2 separate regions of the Homo sapiens genome follow, and region 1 is linked to region 2. A link is an interaction called in ENCODE POLR2A ChIA-PET data of the cell type or tissue named here. Cell type or tissue: OCI-LY7. All regions are shown on one strand. Each heading gives the region's core, and the rest is flanking DNA. Links, peaks and the distances in the headings are about the cores only.

The links. Peaks named below come from ENCODE experiments on the same cell type or tissue, not always from the same donor. Only the 100,000 strongest peaks of a DNase experiment are listed, where the experiment ranks them.
Region 1: POLR2A ChIA-PET joins it to region 2 with 11 read pairs; 3 of 35 experiments call an interaction of 5 or more read pairs at or near these places.

Annotation. Positions count from the first base shown.
Region 1 is chr2:173,872,332-173,877,709 of GRCh38, forward strand. It overlaps the pseudogene RPL5P7. Among named protein-coding and RNA genes, the nearest start is that of SP3, 90 kb to the right of the region's middle. RefSeq lists a silencer at 2,703-2,832. In OCI-LY7, for the core only: CTCF peaks have their summits at 2,203 (motif pointing right) and 2,404; DNase peaks (open chromatin) are centred at 2,080 and 2,710; H3K4me3 peaks cover 3,102 bases; H3K27ac peaks cover 4,230 bases.
Region 2 is chr2:173,928,225-173,933,602 of GRCh38, forward strand. All of the region lies in intron 4 of SP3 (Sp3 transcription factor), which reads right to left. Among named protein-coding and RNA genes, the nearest start is that of SP3, 34 kb to the right of the region's middle. In OCI-LY7, for the core only: no CTCF peak of the experiment used is centred there; no DNase peak of the experiment used is centred there.

The DNA.
Region 1 (5,378 bases), core at 116-5,115, 56 kb before region 2:
GGAGTTACATGAACTATCATCCTGGATTTGGACGTGTACTTATTTTCATCCTGTATTACCAAGCGTTTCCAAGCATAGTAATCAGTTTTACCCCCTCATCTACTAAATTTCACTTGGTATCGTTTAAAGTAGGCCTATTCCTGACAACTGTACCAAATGCCATCCTGAGGAACAGAGACCTATGTCTGAAGCTCGACACAGACCTGCGGGCCCAATATCACTAGGGGTGTTGTGGGGAGCTTTTTTTCCTTTGAATTACCATCTAAACCACTGTCAACTCTAAATACGAACATTTGTTTTTCTAACCTAGGCTTGTGTGTCTGGTTCCTCACTTGGTATTGTTTTAAGGTATTGGTTCCAGGCCCCCTGACAATAAGAACCAAAAGATGCCTGGTGACCAGATAGTCCAGGCGCCTTTCTTGGAGAGGCCAATTCAGCAGGCTAGAGTGGGACCCAAGAATCTTGGGTTATTAACAAGTGCCCAGGGAGGGTTGAGAAACACCGCTTTAAGGCGGTGGTTCTCAAAGTGTGGTCCTTGGGCCCACAGCAACAACATTTCCAGGGAACTGGTTACAAATGCACCACCTCAAACCTGTTAAACCAGAAAATCTGGGCGTGGGACTCAGTAACCTGGGTTTACAAAAGCCTTTCAGGGAATTCTTACATGCTTTAAAGTTTGAGAACCACTGCCTTCAGGAAATGATAAACAGGCAGTAAATAACAATTTATTAACTTAAACCATTCATTCATCGGTCCACAGCCCACCCACACCAAAAGACTCAGCAAGAATCTCTCCAGTGTCCTGGTGCCCCTCTGGTGTTAGGTGGCTGTGACCATGGTTCTAGACTCAGCCACACATTTAGAATCACCTGGGGAGCTTTTAATGCTCCTGCTGCCCAGACAGCACCCCACACCCATCAAATCAGAACCTCTGAGCGTGAGAACCAGGCATCTGCACTTGCTTAAGCTACCCAGGTGATTCCGATGTGCCGACCAGTTTGGGAACCACTGTCAGAGCACCTAACAAAGCCTCTGAAATCAGACTTGCCAGAAAAGATAACAATTACAAGACACAGACAAGTAAGGGGGTAGGAGAGCATAGAGAAGGCCCAGCAGGGAGCTTCCTTCATTTATTCACTACTGTGCTTCAAAAGAAGTGTTTAGAAGCAAGGGAAGACATGTAGGAAGCTATCTTTTACAGGATAAAAAGACTAGAAAGGTTTCCCGGAAGTCACTGGGGAATTTGGAACACGCCCTCATTCTCCTGAACATGCCCCAAGACTCAAGAAGTGGATAGGTTGGAGCAGGAAGGATAAAAGTTCTCAACTGCCCCTCCTGACCCTTCCTGAACACACTTGAGCACTACCAGCCCTTTAATTCACTTCTCCTGCCCTAATGGAGATTGGCAAACAGTGGCTGAGAGCACAACTGGGTCCCAGGTTGCAGGATGATCATGAAGATGATAGTGAGAAAGACAGTGGGGGAAGGGGAAGGAAGAGGAGAAGGAAGAGGAGGGAGCTCACCTTCCTGTGAGGTTCCCATATGCTAAGCCCAGGGCCTCAGTCATTTTCTTCTTTAACTTCACACAGCATCTCCATTTGGCAGTGGATGATCTGAGGCCAGAGGACTTGCCCCAGGTCATTTCTGTGAGTGACAAAAGCACTCTCCAATAGAGACAATGAAGCCTCAAAGGAATCAAGGATGTGGGGGGCAAGCAGGAAAGAGACTCTGAGAGGGGAGACACATGAGGCCCCTGGGCGGGGCCCACAGCATAGGGAGACCGTGCAGAAGTCAGCCTTACCATCTACTTTAATCCAGGGGTGAGGTTCTGGATCGTGGGGCAGGAATGGAGGCTTCCTGTGGCATCCAGAGCAGCTGGGGTGAGGGAGAGCGCACGGGAAGCGGGCCTGTGGCAGTGGCCACGTACTGACATACATGGATGGATTTCCACATCCAGACAACCAATGTAGCTACATCAGTGTGTGTCAGCGAAAGGTGAGCCCTGGTTTCACCTGGTGCGGATATAGAGCAGAAGGTTTTTTGTGGTTTCAGAGATATCTTTTAAAAGCCCTTTGGCATCTTCCTTAAGCCTCGTTCTTAATGAGGTCCCAGATGTCTCAACTGGGCCACAAGCACTAGCATGTCTAACTGCATCCGTGAAGGTGGGTCCCCCTCCCCTCCACCAGAGGGCCCATCCTGGGGGCTCTTTTCGAAAGCCAGTGCATATAATTGTTGCATAGGAAGAACCTGATGGGTACCGTGGTAGGGAGAGCAGGGGAGAAATTCCTAAAACATTACACAAATTTATCTCAAATTTCCCATCTGAGCTGGAAGAAATGCCCCAAAATATAACCCACAGGAGCAGCTCTTTGCTTCAATGTTGCAAGTTTTCAGTTAGACAGGAAAGTCTCAGCTTAGGCAACTTGAGAGCAAACCTCATTCAGTGAAGAGGCCCACAAGGTCAGAAGATTGGGACCTGGCTGGGAGTCTCAGGAGAATACAGTGAAAAGAAATCACAAGGTTGCTGCTTCAATGATGTAAATTGAATTGTGGAATAAACATTCATAAAGAAAAATATGGACTGATATATACTGTCAGGCAATATTATGACAAGCATTTTGCACAGATTTAAGGAAATCAGAGCACAAGAAAGGGGAAGCACCCAAGCCAATGCCTGCCTATGCCAGGCAAAGGGTGAAGCATGATCAGCCAAGCATCCAACCACCAGTTCACAGTTACAGGGTAAAGTGAAAACTAAGCTGTTTGGTTGTGGAATGGACCTAGCACTACACAGATCCCAATCACTGACACAGCATTTACAGTAATAACAGCCAACAATTACAGAACGCTCAAAAGTCCTTTGAGAAGCAGTCAAATGAAACTCACAGCATCTGCTGTGGGAAAAATGTTGAGGATATTGTCCACTGTATCACCCAGGTCCCCACAGGAAAGACCCCATTAAAAAATTTCTTCTTTTTTTTTTTTATTGAAAGCTGAGACGAGCTTTACTTCCCTTGAGGAAACAGTCTGGTCTGTTTTGTCATTCCTGAGCACGAAAATGATGTCCTAACTGTTCATTTCTCTTTTTTCTTTTTTTGAAACGGAGTCTCACTCTGTCTCCGAGGCTGGAGTGCAGTGGTGCAATCTTGGCTCACTGCAACCTCTGCCTCCCGGGTTCAAGCGATTCTTCTGCCTCAGCCTCCTGAGTAGCTGGGGCTACAGACTTGCACCACCATGCCCAGCTAATTTTTGTATTTTTAGTAGAGATGGGGTTTCACCATATTGGCCAGGCTGGTCTCGAACTCATGACTTCATGATCCGCCCACCTCGGCCTCCTAAAGTGCTGGGATTACAGGCATGAGCCACCACGCCCTGCCTCTCTCTCTCTCTCTCTCTCTGTCTCTCATTTTTTAAAGCTTCGGGTAGCTCACAAACTCAAAATTCAAATATAGCAGAGGTCTTGATCGCCTATACCACTCATCTCAAAACCATTTTTTAATCTCACCGTCCCCATAGGGAAAAATTTAAGGATAACTCCCTACTAGATGTATATTTATTTATTTATTTATAAATCATATACATGGTCAGGCATGGTGGCTCATGCCTGTAATGGCGGCACTTTGGGAGGCTGAAGCAGGTGGATCCCTCGCATCCAGAAGTTTGACACCAGCCTGGGTAACATAACAAGATCCCATCTCTACAAAAAAAATTAAAAATTAGCTGGGCATGGTGGCACATGCCTGTAGTCTCAGCTATTTGAGAGGCTGAGGAGGGAGCATCACTTGAGCCTGAGAGGTTGAGGCTGCAATGAGCTATGATTGTGCCACTGCAGAGTGAGACCTTGTCCCTAAATAAATAAATAAATGAAATACATGTACATCTATTATTACCCAATATTTTAAAGTGTAATATACACAGAGGCCAAGGCTTGTTGTCAATGACTGAGGATATAAATCCATATTTCAAAGGGTCTTCTAGGGGCCGGGCATGGTGGCTCACACCTGTAATCCCAGCACTTTGGGAGGCCGAGGTGGGTGGATCACCTGACGTCAGGAGTTCGAGACCAGCCTGGCCAACATGGCGAACCCTGACTCTACTAAAAATACAAAAATTAGCCGGGCGTGGTGGCAGATGCCTGTAGTCCCAGTTACTCAGGAGGCTGAGGTAGGAGAATCATTTGAACCCGGGAGGCAGGGGTTGCAGTGAGCCAAGATCATGCCATTGCACTCCAGCCTGGGCAACAAGAGTGAAACTATCTCAAAAAAAAAGAAAAAAAAAGCGTCTTCTAATAATTTCAAATTGTTTTAATTTCTTCTTTCACACCTAGCTAGTTTGGACTGTCATTGCGTTTACTTCTAATGAGGCTAACAAAGAACTTGTCTGAGTAGTAGGAGAAGCACCAGCTTTGCTATTTTCTTATTTGCTTGAATATAATGCTAGCATGTGAAGTAAAAGAAGCAGTTTCTGTGCAGAAGTATAAGTTTCAGCCGCTATCCTCCTTCTGTGAGGATTCACATAAACATGAAGAGTATAAGCTGCAAACCCATGGAACCAGACACAGGTGACATTAAATCAAGACCCAAAGGAAGTGACGGAGCCAGCTAGACAGTTATCTAGGGGAAGAGCGTTGCAGGCAGAGTCAACACCCAGTGGAAAAGCCCTGGGGCAGGAGTGTGCCTGGCTTGTGCAAGGAACAAGGAGCCCCAAGTGGCTGGAGAGAAATGAACGAGAGGAGTTGGAGAGGAGCTCAGAGACTTCACGCAAGTCCAGATCCCGCTGGGCCTCACAGACCATTGTAAAGATTTTTGCTTTGGCTATGAGTGAGAAGGCAAGCATGAGTGTACTGCAGGATACCACAGCCTGCCGAGAGCAGCCAAACAAGGGAGGTGGCCCTGCCTGCCTCCCTGTGGTGTGGAGCTCCTGCCCCGCGTTCCTCAGGGCCCTGTGGCTTCCCTTGGTGTCGTGGGCTGGTAGAGTGAAGCATATGCCAGTTTCCATGTTAAATATGACTAAATCTTCATGCCTCTCCTTTTAGGATGAAGAGTGACTGGCTAAACATACCTAAACATTCTAGTATTAGCATATGTTTTTTCCCATACCACAGTTGATTCTGAGGATACACACTACTTTGGAACTCACCTATTTGTCCCTCTATCCATTTTTACCTTTTCCTGGTCCTGACTCGTGTTTTTTTCCTTGCCCTCACTCTTGAATTTTATTTATAGTAACCATTATTTTTGCCTGGGTTCTCATTAAACCCTTTATGGGATAGAAGTACATATTTCTACATGTTGTGAACAGAATGGATGCAAGAAACTGAATGAGGCCTCCCATTCTCAATGTCCATCTTGTTATCTTGCCTAATCACACATTTGGGA
Region 2 (5,378 bases), core at 237-5,236:
ATGAAGATGGCCACGGCAGGTATATCTGCTTCAGTACAGGAAATTTCAAACTGTTAAGTGTCAGCAGAGAAGAGGGCCCCAGGCCCTCATGTAAGTCAGAGCAGCCCCATTAATATTAGTTTTATACACTGGAGTTCTGCCTAAGATGTCATTTGAGGAAAAGGCTCTGCTCTAGCACTGGACTAAAACTGATGTTTCTGCCACTGCTGCAATGGCTAGGGGGAAAACAACCAACCAACAACAACAAAAACACATGGTTTGGGGTTTTCTTCCTTCATTAAAAAAAAAAAAAAGCAGAACTGCCTGTAAATAAAATGATTCCGTTCCAACACTTTCTGCAGACTGTAAACAATCCTGAGTTGGTATCAATATAAATAGAAGAAAAAATGCTTTAAATGATCCACTAAACGACACCTATGTATTGCTTTGAACCCCTAGTTATTTACAAGCTTCATTGTTTTCTATTTTCCCGTGTCTGCTACCTAAATCATCTCTGCCGTATTACCTATATAATTAGAGGACCCTTAGTCACCATGTGGTTGGCTTTCACAAAGAATAAAAGCCAAAGACCTGGATCTTGGCAGTTTTAGAATTTATACATTTTTCTTTTGCCCTCCAATTTTTACATATTTGATTCAAACATTTATTGAACAACTATATTGAGCGAACATTTGTTGACCAAAATTATAATCTAACACATTAATCAGAATCAGTGAAGCTGTGCTACAGTAACATCAATCACAAAAGCTCAATGGCTTTGATACAACAAAAATTTATTTTTCACTAATTTCAAATGTCCAATTCAGGTTGGTAAGGGAGATGTGATCATGACAGTGCCTCAGGAGTCCAGGCTCCCCTTGATACATGCTTCCAGGCTCCACTTGATACATGCTTCCAAGGTTGCCTTGCCAAAGGTGAAAGAAAACGTGGCAAATCACATTCTGTTCTTTAACTTCCACTCACATTTTACTGGTTACAAAAAGGCACGTGGCCATGCCCGACATTAAGAATTAAAGGAAAGGGCAATTCAATGATTATTTTATGAAGAATCATGACTCCCTAGTCCCCTGCTGTCAAATATTTATTCTTCCCACATGAAAAAATACACCTGTCCCTCCATTCAGAAGGTAACCCAAATATCCCATCCAGTCTCAGCATCAAGATCAAAGGACAGGATCTGCGCTGATGGGGAAATCACCTCTATATCAAGTCCAGATGCAGCCCCTCTTCACAGAGACCTATTTATTAAAACAAGTTATCTACTTCCCTTCACACACACAATACACACTGACAGAATATAAAAAATGCTCCAGTTCAAAAGAAGAAAAGAAGACAACAGTCAGTAGTTCATAGCAATTCATAAGCCAGGCTGAACAGATTGTGCAAGGGCTCTCTGTCCTGGAAGGTGGGGAATGCTCTGACTGACCCTTGGGAGGAGTTTCTAAGTCTGCTGTTCTCTGTGCCTCTAGGTTCTGCCTTCTGGAAGGTTTTTCCTGGTCTGTTATCTTCTAACGCTACAAGTGAAGTGAGCATCAGAGAGTGTGACTCCTTAGCAGAGCAGAATTCTCAGCAGGCAGATAGGTCAGGGAGGTATGGGGCAGAGAGCAAGATCATTATGTATCAAGCAGTTATACTTTATTCAGACTTTTGTCTATGCCTCTCCCTGAAAAAATTAGAAGGCTTATCTATTTGATTCTATCCAATTCCAAGCGCCAATGTCCAGAACCAAAGCTTTTTTCTAAGATATGCCTCTTAGATTTACTACTTTTCTTTGCTTTCTTGCCCCATGAGACAGTGTGTCTATTTCTCTCTAACTATGGGTACCTTGAGTTTACCTGGCTTTAGCAGGGGTTCCATACCTTTAGTCTCTTTTCCCTAACCCAACTGAAAAGCAATTCCCTCTCAAGTTGGCCTTTACTCTGAATTACCTTAATCCTTTCAGACATTTTAACAATGGAAGTGATGGTCATAACCCTGACTGGATCCTACCAAAAGGATGAATTTTAATTATCTACTCAAAAGCCTTTTCAGTTGTGTCTCCTACTGATTGGAGGTAAGAAGCAACTACTGGTCAGGCACAGTCGCTCATCCCAGTACTTTGGGAGGCCAAGGTGGGAGGATTGCTTGAGCCCAGGAATTTGAGACTAGCCTGGGTAACACAGGGAGACTGCCTCTAATTTAATTAAAAAGAAAAAAAAAGGTGCAGCAGTAATTGCTTCTTCTAATCCTACAAATTCCCAAATTTCTGGACTCTGTATTGCTTTTCATTCATACTTGCAAACTAACCAATTATTTTCTAGCTCATCTCTTTCTTATAACACCTTGTCAAATGAAACCAGTACCAGTTAAAATACAATTTGTTTTCCAACCTTGTCCCAAAAGCTTCAAATGCATTAAATATATTACTTGCCTTCCAAGTTACTGCACGTTAAGTTTTATATAATAATATTGTTCTCTGCATCGTCATGTTTCTAGCATCTAACATCAGTTTCCTTGCTGCCTGATCCTCAGGCCAATGCCACAGTTGAAGTTTTTTGTTAGAGCATACTATTCCTTGTATAAATTTTGACTTAAGTGATGATAGGCTGTAATAATATAGGTGCTGTCTAATAGAAATACAATGCAAGCCACGTACGTTAACTTCAAATTTTCTAACAGCCACATTAAAAAAGTAAAACTCAAAGGTAAAATTAACTTTAATATATTTCATTTAACCTAATATAGACATACCTCAGAAACACTACAAATTTGATTCCAGACAAGTACAATAAAGCTAATATTGCAATTAACCAAGCCACACATTTTTTTGGTTTCCCAGTACATATGTTTATACTATACTGCAGTCTATTAAGTGTGCAACAGCATTATGTCTAAAAAAACAAAAAGTACATTAATTTAAAAAAACTTTACAGCTAAAAAATGCTAACAATCATCTGAGCCTTCAGTAAATCGTAATCTTTTTGCTGGTGGAGGGTCTTGCCTCAAAGTCAATTGCTGCTGACTGATCAAGATGGTGGTTGCTGGCTAGGCGCGGTGGTTCACATCTGTAATTCCAGCACTTTGGGATGCCAAGGCGAGCAGATCACTTGAGGTCAGGAGTTCGAGACCAGCCTGGCATTTTTGTTGTTGTTGTTTTTGAGATGGAGTCTCGCTCTGTTTCCCAGGCTGGAGTGCAGTGGTGCAATCTCGGCTCACTGCAACCTCCACCTCCCGGGTTCAAGCGATTCTTCTGCCTCAGCCTCCCGAGTAGCTAGGACTACAGGTGTGCGCCATCATGCCCGGCTAATTTTTGTATTTTCAGTAGAGATGGGGTTTCACCATATTGGCCAGGCTGGTCTTCAACTCCTGACCACGTGATCCTCCCACCTCGGCCTCCCAAAGTGCTGGGGTTACAGGTGTGAGCCACCACGCCCAGCCGGAAAATCTGTTGTTTAGTGTGGCCATTTTCATCAATGATCTTAGCTTCCGGATAACTTCTTGCAGCTTCTACATCAGCACTTGCAGCCTTGTCTTTATGTTATGGAAACAGTTTCTTTCCTTAAACCTCATGGACCAGTATTCTGCTAACTTCCAACTCTTTCTGCAGCTTCCTCACCTCTATCAGCATTCACAGAATTGAAGAGTTAGGGGCCTTGCTCTGGATTAGGCTTTGGTTTAAAGGAATGTTGTGGCTGGTATATCTGGCCAGACCACTAAAATTTTCTCCATATCAGCAATGAGACTGTTTTGCTTTCTTATCACGTGTTCACTGGACTAGGACTTTTAATTTCCTTCAAGAACTTTTCCTTTGCATTCACAACGTGGCTGTGTGGCACAAGAGGCCCAGCTTCTGGTCTATCTGGGCTTTCAATATGCTTTCCTCACTAAGCTTAATTATTTCTAAGCTTTTGACTTAAAGTGAGATATGTGCAATTCTTCCTTTCACTTGAACACTTAGAGGCTACTGTAGGGTTATTATCAATTTGCCTAGTTTTTTCTTTTTCTTGAGACAGAGTTTTGCTCTTTTGCCCAGGCTGGAGTACAATGGCGTGATCTCAGCTCACTGCAACATCTGCCTCCTGGGTTCAAGCAATTGTTCTGCCTCAGCCTCCCAAGTGGCTGGGATTACAGGCGCCTGCCATCACGCCCGGCTAATTTTTGTATTTTCTGTAGAGATGGGTTTCACCATGTTGGCCAGGCTGCACTTGAACCCCTGACCTCAACTGATCCGCCCATCTCGGCCTCCCAAAGTGCTGGGATTACAGGAGTGAGCCACCGTGCCTGGAACTGGCCTAGTTTCAATATTGTTGTGTCTCAGGGAGGAGGGAGGCCCGAGGAGAAAGATGAGGAAACGGCTGGTCGTTGCAACAGTCAGAACATACAACCTTTATATCAATTAAGTTCACCTTCTATGGGTGCATGGTCTGTTGTGCCCCAAGACAATTACAACAGTAACATCAAAGACCACTGATTACGGATCACTGTTAAGAAGTATAATAATAATGAAGGTCGGGCGCAGTGGCTCACGCCTGTAATCCCAGCACTTTGGGAGGCCAAGGCAGGTGGATCACGAGGTCAGGAGATTGAGACCATCCTGGCTGACACGGTGAAACCCCGTCTCTACTAAAAATACAAAACATTAGCCAGGCTTGGCGGTGGGGTCCTGTAGTCCCAGCTACTCGGGAGGCTGAGGCAGGAGAATGGCCTGAATCCCAGAGGCAGAGCTTGCAGTGAGCCAATATAGCACCACTGCACTCCAGGCCTGGGCGACAGTACGAGACTGTCTCAAAAACAAAAATAAAAAATAATAATGAAAAGGTTTGAAATATTCCAAGAATTGCCAAAATGTGACACAGGGACACAAAGTGATCACGTTCTGATGGAAAAATGGGGTCAACAGACTTGCTCAAATGCGAGGTTGCCACATTCTTCATTTTTTTTTAAGTAGTATCTGTGAAGCACAATAAGATAAAGCATGCCTATATATCCAAAGAATTAAATTTCAATCTTTTATCAATAATACAAATTATTCATGAAATGTTTTACATTCTATTTTTTATACTAAAACTTGAAAATTCAATTTGTATTTTATTACACTTACAGCACATCTCAATTCAGTCTAGCCACATTTCGAGTGCTTAATAGCATCACAGGGCTAATGGCTCCCCTATATAACAGAGCAGGGCAAAATTAAGTTGCAGTAACAACCCCTCAAATCACAGTGGCTTAAAACAAAGGTCTATTTTTTATTCACATCCATCATAAGTCAGCTGATGCTGCTTTCCTGACTTATGAATCAATGTTAATGGATCAATCACCATGACGTATTTCATTGGCCAAAGCAAGCTCCATGGCTACACCCAACTTCGGTGTGCCCATGAAGAGAACCAGAAATATTA